Linked DNA regions of Homo sapiens: region 1 is linked to region 2. Evidence: chromatin loops called from intact Hi-C (ENCODE). Cell type or tissue: heart right ventricle. All regions are shown on one strand. Links, peaks and the distances in the headings refer to the core of each region. The heading gives the core; the rest is flanking DNA.

Region 1 (8,854 bases), core at 855-8,854, 140 kb before region 2:
GCTGAGGTGGGAGGAATGCTTGAGCCCAGTAGCTGGAGCTTACAGTGAGCTATGACTGTACCACTGTACTCCAGCCTGGGTAGCAGAGTAAGACCCTTTCTCAAGAAAAAAACAAAAACAAAACAAAACAAAAGGCTGGGCATAGTGGCTCACGCCTGTAATCCCAACACTTTGGGAGGCCAAGCTGAGGCAGGCGGACTGACACATGTCAAAACTTCAAGACCAGTCTGGGCAACAAAGTGACACAGCATCTCCACACAAAATAAAATAATGAGCTAGCCTTGGTGGAACACGCCTGTAGTCCAGGATACTTGGAAGGCTAAAGTGGAAGGATCACTTGAACCCAGGAGTTTGAGGCTACAGTGACCTATGACTGAGCCAATGCACTCCAAACAGGATGATAGAGCAAGAACCCGTCTCTAAAAACACAACATAAATATCTAAATAAAAAAGAAGAAACCAGGTGCGGTGGCTCATGCCTGTAATCCCAGCACCTTGGGAGGCCAAGGCGGGTGGATCACTTGAGGTCAGAGGTTCAAGACCAGCCTGGCCAACATGGTGAAACCTCATCTCTACTGAAAATACAAAAATTAGCCAGGTGTGGTGGTGCATGCCTGTAATCCAAGCTACTTGGGACGCTGAGGCAGGAGACACCGAGGCAGGAGAATCGCTTGAACCTGGGAGGTAAAGACTGCAGTGAGCCAAGATTGCGCCACTCTACTCAAGCCTGAGTGACAGAGCAAGAGTCTGTCTAACAACAACAACAACAAAAAGCAAATAAGTGGAATACTGCCAGCGGAATATTGCCCAAAAGGCAATAGGGGAATTAATCTAGTGTAAAGTGGGAGAAATTAGCTTTAGATAAAAGAAGGTTCCTCTTTTCTTTGAGAATAACAAGATAAAAGAATGGGTACATATTGGTGAGGTGCCCGGATGGCGCATGCAGGAAACACTCACTTTAATGATGTTGTCAGGAGCTCTGTTCATGTTGAGGTTCTTGATTCTCACTGTCAGTTGGTGGGCAGTTTTGCAGGTTAGAAGGTACTTGCTGATTAGAGGATTAGGAAACTCAGTTCCTTCAAAATGCTTCAGTCCTAAAGCTAACAAACTGAGAAAGGAGAATAACACTAAATCTCACTTCACAGTCCTTCCTTCTAAAGGGTCTCCCCAGACTAACACATTTTACAATCTACTCTTTCATTTTTTTCTTGAGACAAGGTCTCACGCTGTCACCCAGGCTGGAGTGCAGTGGCACCATCGCAGCTCACTGCAACCTCTACTTCCTAGGCTGAAGCAATTCTCCAGTCTCAGCCTCCCAAAGTGCTGGGATTACAGGCATGAGCCATGGTGTGTGGCCCAATCTACCTTTTCATTTTTTTTCAGACAGGGTCTTGCTCTGTTGCCCGGGTTGGAGAGCGGGTGGCATGATTACAGCGCACTGCAGCCTTGAATGCCTGGGCTCAAGCGATTCCCGTACTTCATCCTCCCAAGTATCTGTGACCACAGACGTTCACCACCATGCCGGGCTAATTTTTTTCTTCCATTATTTGTAGAGACCAGTTCTCACTATGTTGCCTGGGCTAATCTTAAACTCCTGGCCTCAAGCGATCCTCCTGCCTCAGCCTCTCAAAGTGCTGGTATTACAGTTGTAAGCCCACCATGCCTGGTCAATCTACTTTTTGTAAATCTAATTCTTGTACAAGTTGGTGACTACTCAACAGAAAATTTCAGATACTTAGTGAGTACTGATTAAGTATTATGAATAAGAATAAGGCCAGGCGCAATGGCTCACGCCTGTAATCCCAGCATTTTGGGATGCCGAAGCAGGCAGATCACCTGAGTCAGGAGTTCGAGACCAGCCTGGCCAACATGGTGAAACCTCGTCTCTACTAAAAATACAAAAAATAGCCAGGTGTAGTGGTAGGTGCCTGTAATGCCAGCTACTTGGTCAGGAGAATCACTTGAAACCGGGGGCGAAGGTTGCAGTGAGCCGAGATCGCACCATTGCACTCCAGCCTGGGTGACAAAAGTGAAACTCTGTTTAAAAAAAAAAAATCAAATACTTCACAATTATGTGGGAACATAAGAAACTAGGCATAAATCATTAATAAACGTGAGATCATGATGAGCTGTATCATGACGAGCTGTATACTAACAATACAAAGGAAGTTCAAAGAGAATAGAAAGGAAGGAGAATAATTCTAATAAAACTAATACAAAATGAATAGGTACCCTGTCAGACAACTTAAACCGGCACCAATACTACCCTCTAACAACATATATGATCGTGGTTACATATACACATATGTGCTGATAACAGTGTGGCAATACACACAAAGGGCCATAAAAATGTTCATAATCTGGTGGGTGTGGTGGCTCATGCCTGTAATCCCAGCACTTTGGGAGGCCAAGGTGGGAGGATGCCTTGAGTCCAGGAGTTTGAGAGATGCCTGGATAACACAGAGAGACCCTCATCTCTACAAAAAAAAAAAAAAAAATTTAGCCATGTATGGTGGCACACGCCTGTGGTCTCAGCTGCTCCGTGGAGGCTGAGGTGCAAGGATCGCTTGATGTCAGGAGTTCAAGGCTGCAGTGAGCTGTGACTGCCTGGGTGACACAGTAAGATTCTGCCTCTAAATAAATAAATAAATAACATAAAATAAAATAAAAGCGAACCTCCTGCCTTGGCCTTTCAAAGTGCTGGGATTACAGGTGTGAGCCACCATGTCCGGTCTAAAATGCTTTAAAAATGTGTGTGACATCTCCCAAAAAGCAGTATTTGGCACTGCTAGAACAAGCACGTCCTAGAGGGCTCTGCTCATCTATATTGCTTTTCCTTTTGTCTTTTGTGTCCGTGTCTTATTATACAAGTCTTACTTCCCCTAAACTCCTCAAAGGAACTACATCTTCTCCTTGGGATGTTCTGCTGTTTTGATCCCCCAGAGTAAACACTTACTTGTCCTCAGCCTTGGTGAAGACGATCTTATCCTGGGGATTCTTTGCCTTCAGGGAACACACTGGAAGTAACTCTGGATACATGAAAACCTTGCTTGTGGCCAGAATCCAAGCCACTTGCTTTGGCAAACAGGGAAATTCATTCGCTATAAGAAAATAAATCTCGGATAAATCAACTTCTAGGACAAAAGAGGGCTTCATAAAAGCCTGTGAATGCATTTTTGCATTTAGGTAGGAGCTATCCTTACCTAACTTGATTCCCTCCCATCTGCCCACCATCCCCCCAAAAGTTTCCAGTCTTTCTTAAGCTAACATTATATCTAAAGGGAGTCCCATTCAATGGCAATAAAAGTTGACTCATTCTTTCTTATGTGGAACACTTTATTCACTAAGTAAAACAAACACTTAAAAAGCACCTAGTAAAATAAGGTGCTAACAATAGCGTATGCTCAAAAATGTTTTACCTCCTTCCCCCCTTAAATACTTGAAGGATAAGAGACCTTCAACAATGCTTTCTTTCTTCCAGAATAAGATTCCAACTTCTTTAATCTCCCTCACAAATCTGGTATTCCAAATTTTACTTTTATTTGATTCTTACTTAAGTTCTCCCAGATTCCTCCTGAGGCTGGGAACAAAAGAACCATAAAAGGAAGGAGACAATTCAGTCTCATTCATTTCTCTCTCCCTCTCTCAGCCTCTCACTTTCAGGCACCTCTGCATTTCTAGAGACAAAACTACTATATCCATATTTCTCCTTCCATAAGTGTTATTTTTATATCCCCAGAAGAAAGCAACAGGTCAACAGATGTGTAAGATATTATTATAATTTGGTGTTAAATCAAGTTTTCATTACCATTTCATATCATTTAATATAGCTGTTAAAGCAGTTTGGGATCCGTGTCTATGATATAATACACTTAAATACAACTATTTTCAACTTAACGATAAGACTCAGGGATTTAAAATAGAATCCAAAGACAAACCCAAATCCAGAACAAACCACAACTAATTTGCTAAATCAAGAAACAAATCAGAAGCAAATATTTGGCTTAAGTAAATAGCAAGTATTTTCTAAAAAATACTAAACTAATGCAAGGTAGAATCTAAACTTGCAAATTTCTTTAAAATACTGAACATGGCAAATGTATAATCTCTAACTTATGCCTAACTTGCAAGTCAATATTTCATTCAGAATGGAGATATCACTTATGCTGCAGTCAGTATGGTAAATAAAGTTAGTTGATTTTTTTTTTTTTTTTTTTGAGACTGAGTCTCGCTCTGTCGCCCAGGCTGGAGTGCAATGATGCTATCTTGGCTCACTGCAAACTCTGCCTCCTGGGTTCAAGCGATTCTCCTGCCTCAGCCTCCCGAGTAGCTGGGACTACAGGCGCGTGCCCCCATGCCTGGCTAATTTCTGTATTTTTAGTAGAGACGGGGTTTCACTGTGTTCGCCAGGATGGTCTCCATCTCCTGACATTGTGTTCCCCGTGCCTCGGCCTCCCAAAGTACTGGGATTACAGGCGTGAGCCACCGCGCCTGGCCTTAGTTGATCTTAATGAAGACAGTAAAAAGCTAAACATGACCAAACTTTACCACCTGACTTTCATCTTTACCAGGCCCCAGTTTATCTCGATCTGACTCCTAATACTTACCCCTCATATTGCTGTAGTCCAATTCTTAGCACTGAGCCTCAGATCTCTACCTCCCATATTCCTATACTGTCCACTGCCTCCACACTTTACCCAGGCCCAGAGATTATCATGTAATTCTAGAACTTGGATAATGAGTACAAAGGGAGGATAAAAGAGAGAAGGAAGAAATTACAAATGTCCTGTGTCCTCCATTCCTAGGCAAGTATCCTTAGTTATCTATGGGATAAGATTCCCACCACCTCTCACCGCAAGTAAAAACTTAAAGCTGACACATCTGTCTCCTACCAGTCTTCTTGACAGTTTTATGAGGGCTGCAGTCAATGCTGACATGTGTGCTGAAGTCTTCAATCAGCTGCATAGCTCCCATCAAGTTACAGGGTTGGAACAGGGTCTGAAACTTGGGGTTGTACTGATGGTGAAGGGCGATGGAGCTTTGAGCAAAGGTTCCCAGCTCTTTCTGGGAAAACAGGACACAAGAAAGATTTAAGACAATTCCAGACAATTAATACCAGTAGCCTTCAGAATCTAAATGAGAAGCTGACCTTCCTACTACAGGATAAAAACAGGTAAAAATCATCATAAAGTCTTTCACAATAAACTACTCTGTTAAGATTATGCCTGAGTTCCCAGATATTCAGGGATTGTATTCTTGTTTTACTTTTAGACTTAGTGAGAAACACTAAGGAATATATGGTCTAGCTCCTGAACTAGAAGTAAGATTATGAAGAATGAGGACTCATTTTTTTTTTTTTTTTCGAGACGGAGTTTCGCTCTGTCGCCCAGGCTGGAGCGTAGTGGTGCGATCTTGACTCACTGAAGTCTCCACTTCCTGGGCTCAAGCGATTCTTCTCCATCTACCTCCCGAGTAGCTGGGATTAATTACAGGCGCCCGCTACCACGCCCGGCTATTTTTTGTATTTTAAGTAGAGACTGGATTTCACCATGTTGGTCAAGCTGTTCTCGAACTCCTGACCTCAAGTGATCCAGCCACCTCAGCCTACCAAAGTGCTGAGATTACAGGCACAAGTCACCGCACCCAGCCAAGAATTAGGACTATTACTTTTATTTTATTTATTTATTTATTTTGAGACTGGGTCTCACTCTGCTGCCCAGGCTTGAGTGCAGTGGCGCGATCTCAGCTCACTGTAACCCTCACCTCCTAGGCTCAAGCTATCCTTCCACCTCTGCCTCCCAAGTAGCTGAGACTACAGGTACGCACCACCACATCTGGTTAATTTTTGTATTTTGTAGAGACGGGCTTTCGGCATGTTGCCCCAGCTAGTCTGGAACTACTGGGGTCATATAATCTGCCTGCTTTGGCTTCTCAAAGTGCTGGGATTACAGGCATAGCCACCGTGCCCAGTCTCAACATCTATAAAACGAACAGTGGTACCAAAAACCTAAGAAGTTAGGTTGGATCTAAAGATGAGGAGGATTCAATAAAAATATCAGAAAGACAGTATTAAGAAAATTGAATACACTCCTTGTCCTTTCATGGGAATCAGTGGCTTACGTTCTCTCAGCAAACACAGGAAGCCTTAACAGAAAGCAGGCAAAACAATCAAAAATACCCGAGAGAAGAATAAATATAGATTATGATCAGTGAATAACTGAGAAATAACCTGCCAAGCTAATTTCATACTCTAGTCTTTAGAGTTATGGATATTTGGAAACTTACAAGAAATATCCTGGTGGTAGTGGCCTCCGGATTGAGGTTGGGGTTGCAGGTGGCAAGAAGGTGGATTTGGGTCAAGAGCTGAACGTGCTGGGGATGGAAAGAAAATGATGAAGTGACATGTTACCACATTGTCATTTCAGGAATCCAGAGAGATCTTTTTTTTTTTTCTTCTTGGAGAAAGGATCTCTCTCTGTCACTCAGGCTGATGTGCAGTGATGCAATCATGGCTCCACGCCCTCTCAACTTCCTGTGCTCAAGCAATCCTCCCACCTCAGCCTCCTGAGTAGCTGGGACCACAGATGCATGGCACCATGCCTGGCTAATTTATTTTTATTTTTTGCAGAGACAGGGTCTCACTATGTTGCTCAGGTTGCTCTCGAACTCCCTGGCTCAAGCAATCCTCCCACCTCAGCCTCCCAAAGTGCTGGGATTACAGGTGTGAGCCACCGTAACCCAGCCCCCAGAGAGACAATAACCAAGATGTTTGCAACTTTATCACATATATTTTGCTTTCTGAAAGGAGTATGAAAATAACATAGGATCTTGGCATAAATCTCTCAGACATGTTCCCTTGAACAAAATGACAGAACCAGAGGAAGCTTAACCTCAATCCAGAGGGACTGAGGTTAGAAAAAGGAAAAACAAACCTACTTCTCACAGTGAAGGTTGTTAAATTTCAGAATAGATTACTAAGGACTCTTTGAAATCTATATTTCTGAATACCATTAGTGTCCTTGTGTGCTCTCTTCCTTGAGCCATAAGGCATGAACATGATGACTTCTCGAGCTCCTAATGATGTGAAGATACTATGGTTTTAGGAGGTGGTAAGGTAACTATCTCTGACTTTTACAAAGCTGTTAATTTCTGGCCTCAGAGTTAGGCCTTGGTATAATCCAGTATTAACAGCAGGGCGCAGTGGCTCACGCCTGTAATCCCAGCACTTTAGGAGGCCGAGGCGGGCGGATCACAAGGTCAGGAGTTCGAGACCAGCCTGGCCAATATGGTGAAACCCTGTCTCTACTAAAAATACAAAAATTAGCTGGGTGTGGTGGTGGATGCCTGTAATCCCAGCTACTTGGGAGGCTGAGGCAGGAGAAATGCTTGAGCCCAGAAAGCAGAGGTTGAAGTGAGCCGATATCGGGCCACTGCACTCCAGGCTGGGAGACAGAGCCAGACTCTGTCTCAAAAAAAAAAATCCAATGTTAACATGACCAAGAAAAGTCCTACCTGCTGCATCTGCTGCTGGAGTCTCTTCCTCTGTGCTGGGTCCAGAATCAGAGTCTGATGAACTTTCTCACTCTGGGGTTTAACCTTCTCTACTTCCTGCAGCTGTTTGGCTGAAGATTTCTTCATCTTCAGCTGTTCAAATAGCTCCTTCACTGTCCGATGTTGTTCATTTAACAGGTTGGCCAGTGGTTCCTCAAACCTATTCCCAACAGGGAGATGACTGAATTTGAGTGTTTCCGTAGGTCCACAACACATCCAATTCGTTCCAATGATGAGCAAAGAGCCTGAACAATTTTCATTCCCTACTAATCCCCCATCTCACTTTAGCCAACAGTCAAACTCTCAGCCTTTTACAAATCTTTTGCCAAAGTAGTTAGCATGCATCAAATATGATGATTCTATATTACACTCTATCCCATTCCTCTAAAATTCCTCTTCTAAATAATATACAAATAAAGAAAAAATTAAAATGCTAGGAACAGAGAAATATCTGGATAAGAAAGCAGCCAAGGAGCTGGTGGGAACTCATCATTCTCATTTCTTCTCTCATTTACTTGTTACTCCCATCCCAGGTTCAGCTTGTCCCATTTCCCTATCCACTCAGGCTGCACTGCCTTGCATTTTTTTTTCAAAATTTAAATATTTTTTGAGACACAGTCTCGCTCTGTCGCCCAGGCTGGAGTGCAGTGGCACGATCTCAGCTCACTGCAACCTCCGCCTCCAGGGTTCAAGCAATTCTCCTGCCTCACCCTCCCAAGTAGCTGGGACTATAGGCACGTGCCACCACGCCCAGCTAATTTTTTGTATTTTTAGTAGAGATGGGATTTCACTGTGTTAGCCAGGACGGTCTCCATCTCCTGACCTCATGATCCACCCATCTCGGCTTCCCAAAGTGCTGGGATTACAGGCGTAAGCCACCATGCCTAGCCCTCAAAATTTTAATTTTAAGTTTCAGAATACATGTGCAGGACATGGAGGTTTGTTACACAGGTAAACGTGCACCTTGGTGGTTTGCTGCACCTATCAACCCATCACCTTGGTATTAAGTGCAGCTGCATTAGCAGTTTATCCTGATCCTCTCCCTTCCCCCGCTCCCCCAACAGGCCCCAGTGTGTGTTGTTCCCCACCCTGTGCCCATGTGTTCTCATTGTTCAGCTCCTACTTATAAGTGAGAACATGCAGTGTTGTTTTTCTGTTCTTACGTTAGCTTGCTGATGGCTTCACCTCCATCCATGTCCCTGAAACGGACATGATATCATACCTTTTTATGGCTGTATAGTATTCCCTGGTGGGATACTACATTTTCTTATTTATCTACTGCTGTAATATCGGGGATTCCTTG
Region 2 (8,750 bases), core at 751-8,750:
AGGATTAAAATCCAAGATTGCTGAACTGAAAAGCATTATTAACCATGTGTTATACTTCCTCCTCAATACTACAAAAAAGGAAAAAAATATATAATTCACTATTTTTTTTTTTTTTGAGACAGGCTCTCACTCTATCACCCAGACTGGAGTGCAGTGGCATGATCTCGGCTCACCACAACTTCTGCCTCCCAGGCTCAAGGGATTCTCCTGCCTCAGCCTCCTGAGTAGCTGGGATTACAGGCACATGCCACTATTGCCCGGCTAATTTTTGTATTTTTAGTATAGACAGGGTTTCACCATGTTGGCCAGGCTGGTCTTGAACGCCTGACCTCAAATGATCCACCTGCCTCAGCCTCCCAAAGTGTTGGGATTACAGGCGTGAGCCACTGCACCCGGTCTAACTGACTATTTTCTAAATAATCCACAGTTTCGTAATTTCTCTTTTCTGAAAGCAAATTTCTTTATGCATATTACTATAGTAACCTTGGAAAATATAGAAAACTAAAAAGAAAAAAAAAGCCACGCAATATTTCATTCACTTAACAACTGCTGCTTACATCTCAATGTATTTCCTTTTAACATTTTTTCTTGAATTCCTGCTTCTGTCTCTTCCTCAAAGATGAAGAGCTCATTAAATCAATGCTTCTCAATTATTCATTAGGATTAGTGAGTTGTGAAATCTACTTAATGGGCCGGGACCAGCATTAAAATAAACAAGCAGAAACCTAAATAAAAATAGAAAATACCAGGCCAGGCACAGTGGTTCATGCCTGTAATCCCAGCACTTTGGGAGGCTGAGGCGGGTGGATCACCTGAGGTCAGGAGTTCAAGACCAGCCTGGCTAATGTGGTGAAACCCCATCTCTACTAAAAATACAAAAATTATCTGGATGTGGTCACAGGCGCCTGTAATCCCAGCTACTTGGGAGGCTGAGGCAGGAGAATCGCTTGAACTGGGAGGTGGAGGTTGCAGTGAGCCAAGATTGTGCCACTGGACTCTAGCCTGGGCAACAGGAGTGAAATTCTCCGTCTCAAAAAAAAAAAAAAAAAAAAAAGAAAAAAAGAAAAAAAAAGAAAGAAAATACCAGAGTGGGTGAGGTACAGTGGCTCTCACGCCTGTAATCTCAGTGCTTTGGGAGGTCCAGGTGGGAGGATCACTTGCGCTCAGGAGTTTGAGACCAGCCTGGGCAATAGAGCGAGACCTCATCTCTACTAAAAATCCAAAAATATTAGCTGGGCTTAGTGGCCTACGCCTGCAGTCCCAGGTATTTGGTAGGGTGAGGCGGGAGGATCACCTGAACCCAGGAGGTCCAGGCTGCAGTGAGCCAAGATCACAACACTGCACTCCAGCATGGGCAACAGAGTGAGACCCTGTCTCAAAAAAAAAGAAAAGAAAAGAAAATATCAGAGTGCACCAGATGTAGTGAGGTAAAGTTTCATAATATTTTAGCTACACATACACATGCGCTTGTGTATATAATTTATATATACATATGCACACATTCATATGCTTTTTTTTTTTTTTTTTGAGGCAAAGTCTCACTCTGTCGCTCAGGGCGGAGTGCAGTGGTGCAATCTCGGCTCACTGCAACCTCTGCCTTCTGGGTTCAAGGAATTCTCCCACCTCAGCTTCCTGAGTAGCTGGGATTACAGGCATGCAGCAGTAACACGCCCAGCTAATTTTTGTATTTTCAGTAGAGATGGGGTTTTACCATGTTGGCCAGGCTGGTCTTGAACTCCTGACCTCAGGTGCCTTGGCCTCCTAAAGTGCTTCGATTACAGGATTGCAGGCTCAGGATTACAGGCGTAAGCCTCCGCACCCGGCCTTGTATGCTTTTATATCTCTACCAGTTACAATGTAAAGTTTTTCTGAGTTTACAGCCAGAGCTTGAAATCAAATGCACTAAATTAGAAACTCAAGAACAGAAACCTCATCTTTTTGATCACCACTGTACCCTGAGGGTAAGCAGTGCTTGGCACATAATAGAAACTCAGAAGACATAAGTATTTGCTGTTGAATCAGATAATATTGCCAGGAGAGTAGTTAACTGGAGGAAAATTGATTAAAACAGATAACTTGGCCGGATGCGGTGGCTCACGCCTGTAATCCCAGCACTTTGGGAGGCCGAGGCGGACGGATCACAAGGTCAGGAGATCGAGACCATCCTGGCTAACACGGTGAAACCCCGTCTCTACTAAAAATACAAAAAATTAGCCAGGCGAGGTGGCGGGTGCCTGTAGTCCCAGCTACGCTGGAGCCTGAGGCAGGAGAATGGCATGAACCCCGGGGGGGCGGAGCCTGCAGTGAGCCGAGATCATGCCACTGCACTCTAGCCTGGGCGACAGTGAGACTCCATCTAAAAAAAAAAAACAAAAAAAAAAATACAGATAACTCTTACAGGAGACGAGTATTTGAGTTTTACTTTAAAGAAAGGGAAAGACGCGGCCGGGCACGGTGGCTCACGCCTGTAATCCCAGCACTTTGGGAGGCCAAGGCAGACAGATCACGAGGTCAGGAGATCGAGACCATCCTGGCTAACACAGTGAAACCCTGTCTCTACTAAAGGTACAAAAAATTAGCCGGGCGTGGTGATGGGCCCCTGTAGTCCCAGCTACTCAGGAGGCTGAGGCAGGAGAATGGCGTGAACCCGGGAGGCGGAGCTTGCAGTGAGCCAAGACGGCGCCACTGCACTCCAGCCTGGATGACAGAGTCAGACTCTGTCTCAAAAAAAAAGAAAGGAAAAGATGCTTTTGGAGTTCTCAAGTACATATGCGTAAGCCCTAAATTCATTTTATTCCTAGAACTCCCGCCATAATTTGAATCTCTGAACAATTTTTTTTTTTTTTTTTGAGACAAAAGCTTGCTCTTATCCCCCAGGCTGGAGTGTGATGGCACTATCTCGGCTCACTGCAACCTCCGCCTCCCAGGTTCAAGCAATTCTCCTGCCTCAGCCCCCGCAGTAGCTGGGATTACAGGCACCCAGCACCACGCCCGGCTAGTTTTGGTATTTTTAGTAGAGATGGGGTTTCACCATGTTGGCCAGGCTGGTCTCGAACTCCTGACCTCAGGTGCTCCACCCGCCTCGACCTCTCAAAGTGCTGGGATTACAGGCATGAGCCACCGCGCCTGGCCTGAATCTCTGAACAGTGTTCTAAATTTGATATAGTACATGAAAAAGTCAAGACTTTTTCTATTTTTCCCATCCCTGGAATCATGTGCTCTATGAAATGACCATATCAAAGCTGGGCCACCACAAAACATTATTGGCTTTGCGGGAAACAGAGCAGCAGAGGCCTGACCCAATGGAAATCCTTCCTAGAGAACTAGGATCATGGCAAAGAGTGTCACATACTGAAAATAATAAGGCCCGGCGCAGTGGTCACGCCTGTAATCCCAGCACTTTGGGAGTCCGAGGTGGGCAGATCACGAGGTCAGGAGATTGAGACCATCCTGGCTAACACGGTGAAATCCCATCTCTACTAAAAATACAAAAAAAAATTAGCCGGGCTTGGTGGCGGGCGCCTGTAGTCCCAGATACTCGGGAGGCTGAGGCAGGAGAATGGCATGAACCTGGGAGGTGGAGCTTGTAGTGAGCCGAGATTGTGCCACCGCACTCCAGCCCGGGCAACAGGGTGAGACACCGTCTCCAAAAAAAAAAACAAAAAAAGAAAATAACAGTACAGCTGACTTTCTGTGCCCTCTCCCATTCCCACATCCATTTTTCTTTCATATTAGGATATAAACCCTTAGAATCAAACCTGCTTCCTTATGGTTTAGGAATGACAGTAATGTTCTTAGTCTTTGTAGAGATTAGCAATTAAAAAATAAAAAAGTCAAAGCAAACAAAATGACTTTTTTACTCTATTAGCGTTCTGCAACAAGAGTTAAGGACCATAAAAGACATCGGAGGGCTAGGCACAGTGGCTCACGCCTGTAATCCCAGTACTTTTCGAGGCTGAGGTGGATGGATTACTTGAGGTCAGGAGTTTGAGACCAGCCTGGCCAACATAGTGAAATCCCATCTCTACTAAAAATACAAAAATTAGCCGGGTGTGGTGGCAGATGCCTGTAATCCCAGCTACTCAGGAGGCTGAGGCAGGAGAATTGCTTGAACCCGGGAGGCGGAGGTTACAGTGACCGGAGATCGCACCATTGCCCTCCAGCCTGGGAGACAGTGCGAGACTCCATCTCAAAAAAAAAAAAAAAACAACAGACAGACATGGGAGAAGACATTACTACGTAATGAACTTAAGGTATAAGGAAGTAAACCAAGAGCTCCAAGTGCAAGATGTCCAGGCTTGGCATGTCTGGGTTGTAAGAGTTCAGCAGCCTGGCTCTACTTGTTTCTCTGCTTCCTTTTGTGGAAGTTCAAACCAGCTGACTCACAGTTACAGAGCGAGTCTCAAGTCATACCCTTAGAGAAGTGACAGCAAGAAAAGGCTTCGTTAAGTGGCCTGTATACAACCATAAAAAAATACAACAAAGAGAGTTGTCCCATTAATGTTCAGTAAGAGACAAAGACTAAAGATGGCTTATGACATAAAGTCTGAAAAAAAAAGAAATATTCAGTTGCTTACCAACTGCTGATACCCTTGTTTCTAAATAAATCTGAATTAGACTCCAAAAAAGCCTCAAAATATAAATAGTTAGAAACTACTGATATTCATTAAGATATTTTTATGGGGTATATTTGGAAACATAAGTGATGATCTGGCTTACCAATGGTGGGATCATGATCTTCTGGGAATCGGTGGCTGATGAACTGCATGGTCATGGCTTCAAAAGAAGAAATAAAAGTCAAATCCTCACAAAGGTGACCCACAGAGAGAATTTTAAGTATTAACATTGCAAGATAGCAAGTATCCCATCTGGTCATTTAAGTACTTTTCATCCATGCTTCCTGTCAAATGGAAAATGTTACCTACCACTCTTCCCTACACCACCAGCACCCAGCATCACTAGTTTGTACTCCCGTGAGAGCCCAGCGGGGCTGCTACAGCAGCTACCAACTGGGCGAGTTCCAGAATCCATTGTCCTCTTGGGGCCTTCCTCGGTTGCCCCGAGGAAAAGCCACCTAGAAAAGGAGGAGGAAATGCTTAATCCAGGATGGAGACACCACGGCGACAGCCCTCAAGCCAGTGCCTTACCTTTCCATACATATTCTGGCCTGTCCCTCTTACTCTGGCCTGTCCCTCTTGCTCACCACTGCACCCTTTCGGGTGGCCCTAAGAAACCCCCCCATCTTCACCCTCCCTCCTAGACAGTTCAGTCACATGACACATCACAGGTTTTACTTTTTCCAAAGAGAAAAATAAAAAGATACAAATAAATTTACGTCTCGGCACAGTAGGGACAAGGAGAAAGTTTTGGGAAGAAAGGGATGCGGCCCCTTAGGCCGCAGGGGTTCTCTCACGTCTGCGGTACCCAGAGGTTCCGCCCCCTCCCCATTCTCCTCCGAACCCCCTCCCCACCCCCAGCTGCTGCTCCGCCGCCAGACTCCCCACCCCTCTACCTCACAAGCCGACGCCCTGCTGCTCCTACTGGTCAGTGGGGACTGGAACACCACAGCCGGTCGGGTCACGCACTTCGTCTTCCTTCACTCGCGGAGGCTCCGGCACTGACCTGTGACCCCTCCCGCAACCGAGTAAGATGGCGCCACCGGCGCCCGAGTCGCGGAAGGAGGGGCGGGGCCACTCAGTGACGCCCACAGCCTGCCCCGCCCTCTTCCCGCCCCTCCCAGGTCCCTAAAACCCAGTTCCGGGACCCACCGCTGAAGGTCCTCTGGTCACCTACCCAACCTAGGGTGTATGCACTCACAGACAAGGGTATTTAATCACGAGTAGAAAGTAAATTATTTACACAAAAGGGAAGGGAGTACGTGATAAGAGACATGCAGGGACACTTAAATTAACAACTTACCGAGGGTTGTTTGCTGCTTGTGGGAAAAAAAAAAACCCAAAACTAATTTGACCCAATGTAATGAGAGGAAGGGAGGACAGGGGCACCCCCCAAATCCTCCTAAAACACAGGATTTCAGTCAAGTCTACCGGGGATGACTACTCATAGGAGAAAAATGACTTTCCTAAAGGAGCGGCCACAATGACTTTTGCTATTGAAACCTAAATTCATTCTCAGAAACCAGATGTTCACAACACTCCCTAATCAGAGTTCTGTATGTATTTTAAACACGTATAAGACACACAAAAACTTGTTTTAAATAAATGTACCACACTCTGGCAGGAAAGAGAGCTCTGAGTTAACAGAGGCCTTGAGTTAAATACAGAACTGAAGCGCAGCCACTATAACCATATTCCCCTCTATTTACGTAGCACAGGTGCTAGAAGAAACTGACACGAAAATTGTTCTCATGCAGCTCTGCCTACCACTGTTCTTTTTAAATGTCTTTCTGGGCCGGGCGGGCGCGGTGGCTCACACCTGTAATCCCAGCACTCTGGGAGGCCGAGGCAGGTGAGTCATGAGGTCAAGAAATAAGAGACCATCCTGGCCAACATGTAAAACCGTCTCTACTAAAAATACAAAAGAATTAGCTGGGTGTGGTGGCATGCGCCTATAAGTCCCAGCTACTCGGGAGGCTGAGGCAGGAGAATCACTTGAACCTGGGAGGTGGAGGTTGCAGTTAGCTGGCTGAGAGGGTGCCACTGCACTCCAGCCTGGCAACAGAGCAAAACTCCGTCTCAAAATTTAAGTCTTTCTGGCCAGGAGTGCTGGCTCACGCCTGTAATCCCAGGACTTTGGGAGGCTGAAGTGGGCTGATCACTTGAGGATCAGGAGTTCAAGACCAGCCTGGCCAAAATGGTGACTCCCTGTCTCTACTAAAAATATAAAAATTAGTTGGGCATGGTGGTAGGTGCCTATAATCCCAGCTACTCAGGAGGCTGAGGCTGGAGAACCACTTGAACCCAGGAGGTTGCGGTGAGCCAGGATTGCACCATTCCACTCCAGCCTGGGTGACAGAGCGAGACTCCATCTCAAAAAAAAATAAAATGTCTTTCCAAGAATAACATATTTCCTTTAAAACCCGCTTCATTCATGAAGTCCTTTTAATACGCTGTTAAATAAAGGAGGGCTAAAATATGAAAATGGAAAATATCCAGCATAATAATCCTTAACCTTTTCATTTGAACTTTAAGGGTACATTTTGCAGTTACATAACTCTGGGAACTATATGCAAACCTTGGGGTCTGTATATGTATTTTTCTGGTAATGTTATAGTTGCATTGTGCTATGAGTAAAAAAGTTTATGAATTTCAGTGTATGGATGGGTTGTGGAAGAAAACAGAGAAACCACAAGCAGAATATTTATAGATTTATTTATAATGAAATTATGGTCTAAATATTTACAACATATAGGAAACCAGAGGATAAGTTTATACAAAGCCAGCCTGCAAAGTATTCAAATGTGCAAAAATGACAGTTCAATATCTCAAACTATTCCTGGTTCAGCAGACTAGCTCCTTCACTTTCACACATCAATATTTGATACAAAAAGTTATTTTGGCAAAATCTGTAATGCCAAGAAAAAGGACAATTTGCAATTTCAGTCATTAAGTCCAAAATCCTATAGCCAGCAGTCAGATCTCTCTGTTTTAGCTGCAACCAGTTCTGGGAGAGAGAGACCACTGTATTTCATTTCTGTGATGAGTTCTGACCAGTTTTAGTCAAGAAGTTTTCTCTGACCCAGCTGAAGACAGGATCTTAGAAGGGCAATAAAAACAGTAATGGCTATGAGACCAATGTGCCTGAAGGTGCCAGCTTTGGATCACCCCAATTAAAAAACACAATGAAAAAATAATTTCATTTTCCTATCCAGGATCCAGCTATATCCAACAGTTTTAAATGAGACAGCATTTTCCAAAACAGAAATAATCCAAAACAAAACAGGGATGCAGATCTGTCAGAATTAAATACTGAAAAGGACGGTCTTAAAATCATTTCCCCACTAATAAATAGTAAGGCTCTGTTTGTAACCAGTTATATATCAAAATTGACCAAACAGTAGTAAAATACAAATAAAACTTTCTTTATGTCAGAACTGGGGCTATTCACCTGGAAAAGGCTGACCAGGTCAAATGTGTATGGGAACGACCCTGTTAGGATGCTTTGTTGGACAAGCACATTTCACCAACTGTTAAAAAGCTTCTGAGATAAATTTGTGATTCTAATTAAATTTTAACAGATTCTATGCCACTGCAGAAATAAGGATTTTTGTGGTTGTTAAGGAACCCCTTTAAGAAAGGGGGGCACTGAATCTCTAACTTCTGCAAAGGTCCAGATGGTTCCCAGCACAGGCCCCAGAGTCTTGTTAAATCAAATGCATGCATTATTGCTAAGAAGAGTCACTGAGGGTCAAAACTCTGTTCCACTGTTTCCTAGGGAGCCATCCAGAATGGCATCTGTTGTTTAGCTCGTGGTTGTGATGAAGGATATTGGTATCCCAAACTCCAGCCCTGTGGAAAACTACTTGCATTTTTATGACCTCCATGTTCCTCCTCTTCATCAGATGAATCTGCAGCATAAGCCACCAAGCCAAATCCCTTCTCTGTAGTTTTCATCTTCTTGGCTGGATAATCTAGAATAGAGAAAAAACAACCCCAACCCCATCCCCGCCAAGGGAAAAAAAAAAATACCATAAATTCGTTAATTAAAAAAAAGATGTTAATTTTAAGTGGTTAGTTGGACACCATTTTGAGGTCACAGGGTCAATGGTCACCCAAAAACGTTGAAGATCA

The links. Hi-C counts contacts between places; a loop is a spot of excess contacts. Peaks named below come from ENCODE experiments on the same cell type or tissue, not always from the same donor. Only the 100,000 strongest peaks of a DNase experiment are listed, where the experiment ranks them.
Region 1: it touches region 2 in a loop (2.3-fold over the local background); 2 of 110 quality-filtered maps call a loop at or near these places.

The regions. Positions count from the first base shown.
Region 1 is chr1:155,770,110-155,778,963 of GRCh38, forward strand. GON4L (gon-4 like) reads right to left here. Exons shown (of 32, transcript NM_001282860.2): 15 at 7,513-7,711; 16 at 6,286-6,372; 17 at 4,893-5,064; 18 at 2,957-3,101; 19 at 958-1,108. Among named protein-coding and RNA genes, the nearest start is that of GON4L, 83 kb to the right of the region's middle. In heart right ventricle, for the core only: no CTCF peak of the experiment used is centred there; no DNase peak of the experiment used is centred there.
Region 2 is chr1:155,905,731-155,914,480 of GRCh38, forward strand. It overlaps RIT1 (Ras like without CAAX 1), which reads right to left and starts at 5,619. Exons shown (of 6, transcript NM_006912.6): 1 at 5,513-5,619; 2 at 4,926-5,074; 3 at 4,720-4,776. The coding sequence starts at 5,031. It overlaps KHDC4 (KH domain containing 4, pre-mRNA splicing factor), which reads right to left. Exons shown (of 14, transcript NM_014949.4): 14 at 7,315-8,590. The coding sequence ends at 8,391. In heart right ventricle, for the core only: a CTCF peak has its summit at 5,229; DNase peaks (open chromatin) are centred at 4,322, 5,051, 5,671 and 6,581; H3K4me3 peaks cover 1,976 bases; H3K27ac peaks cover 3,504 bases.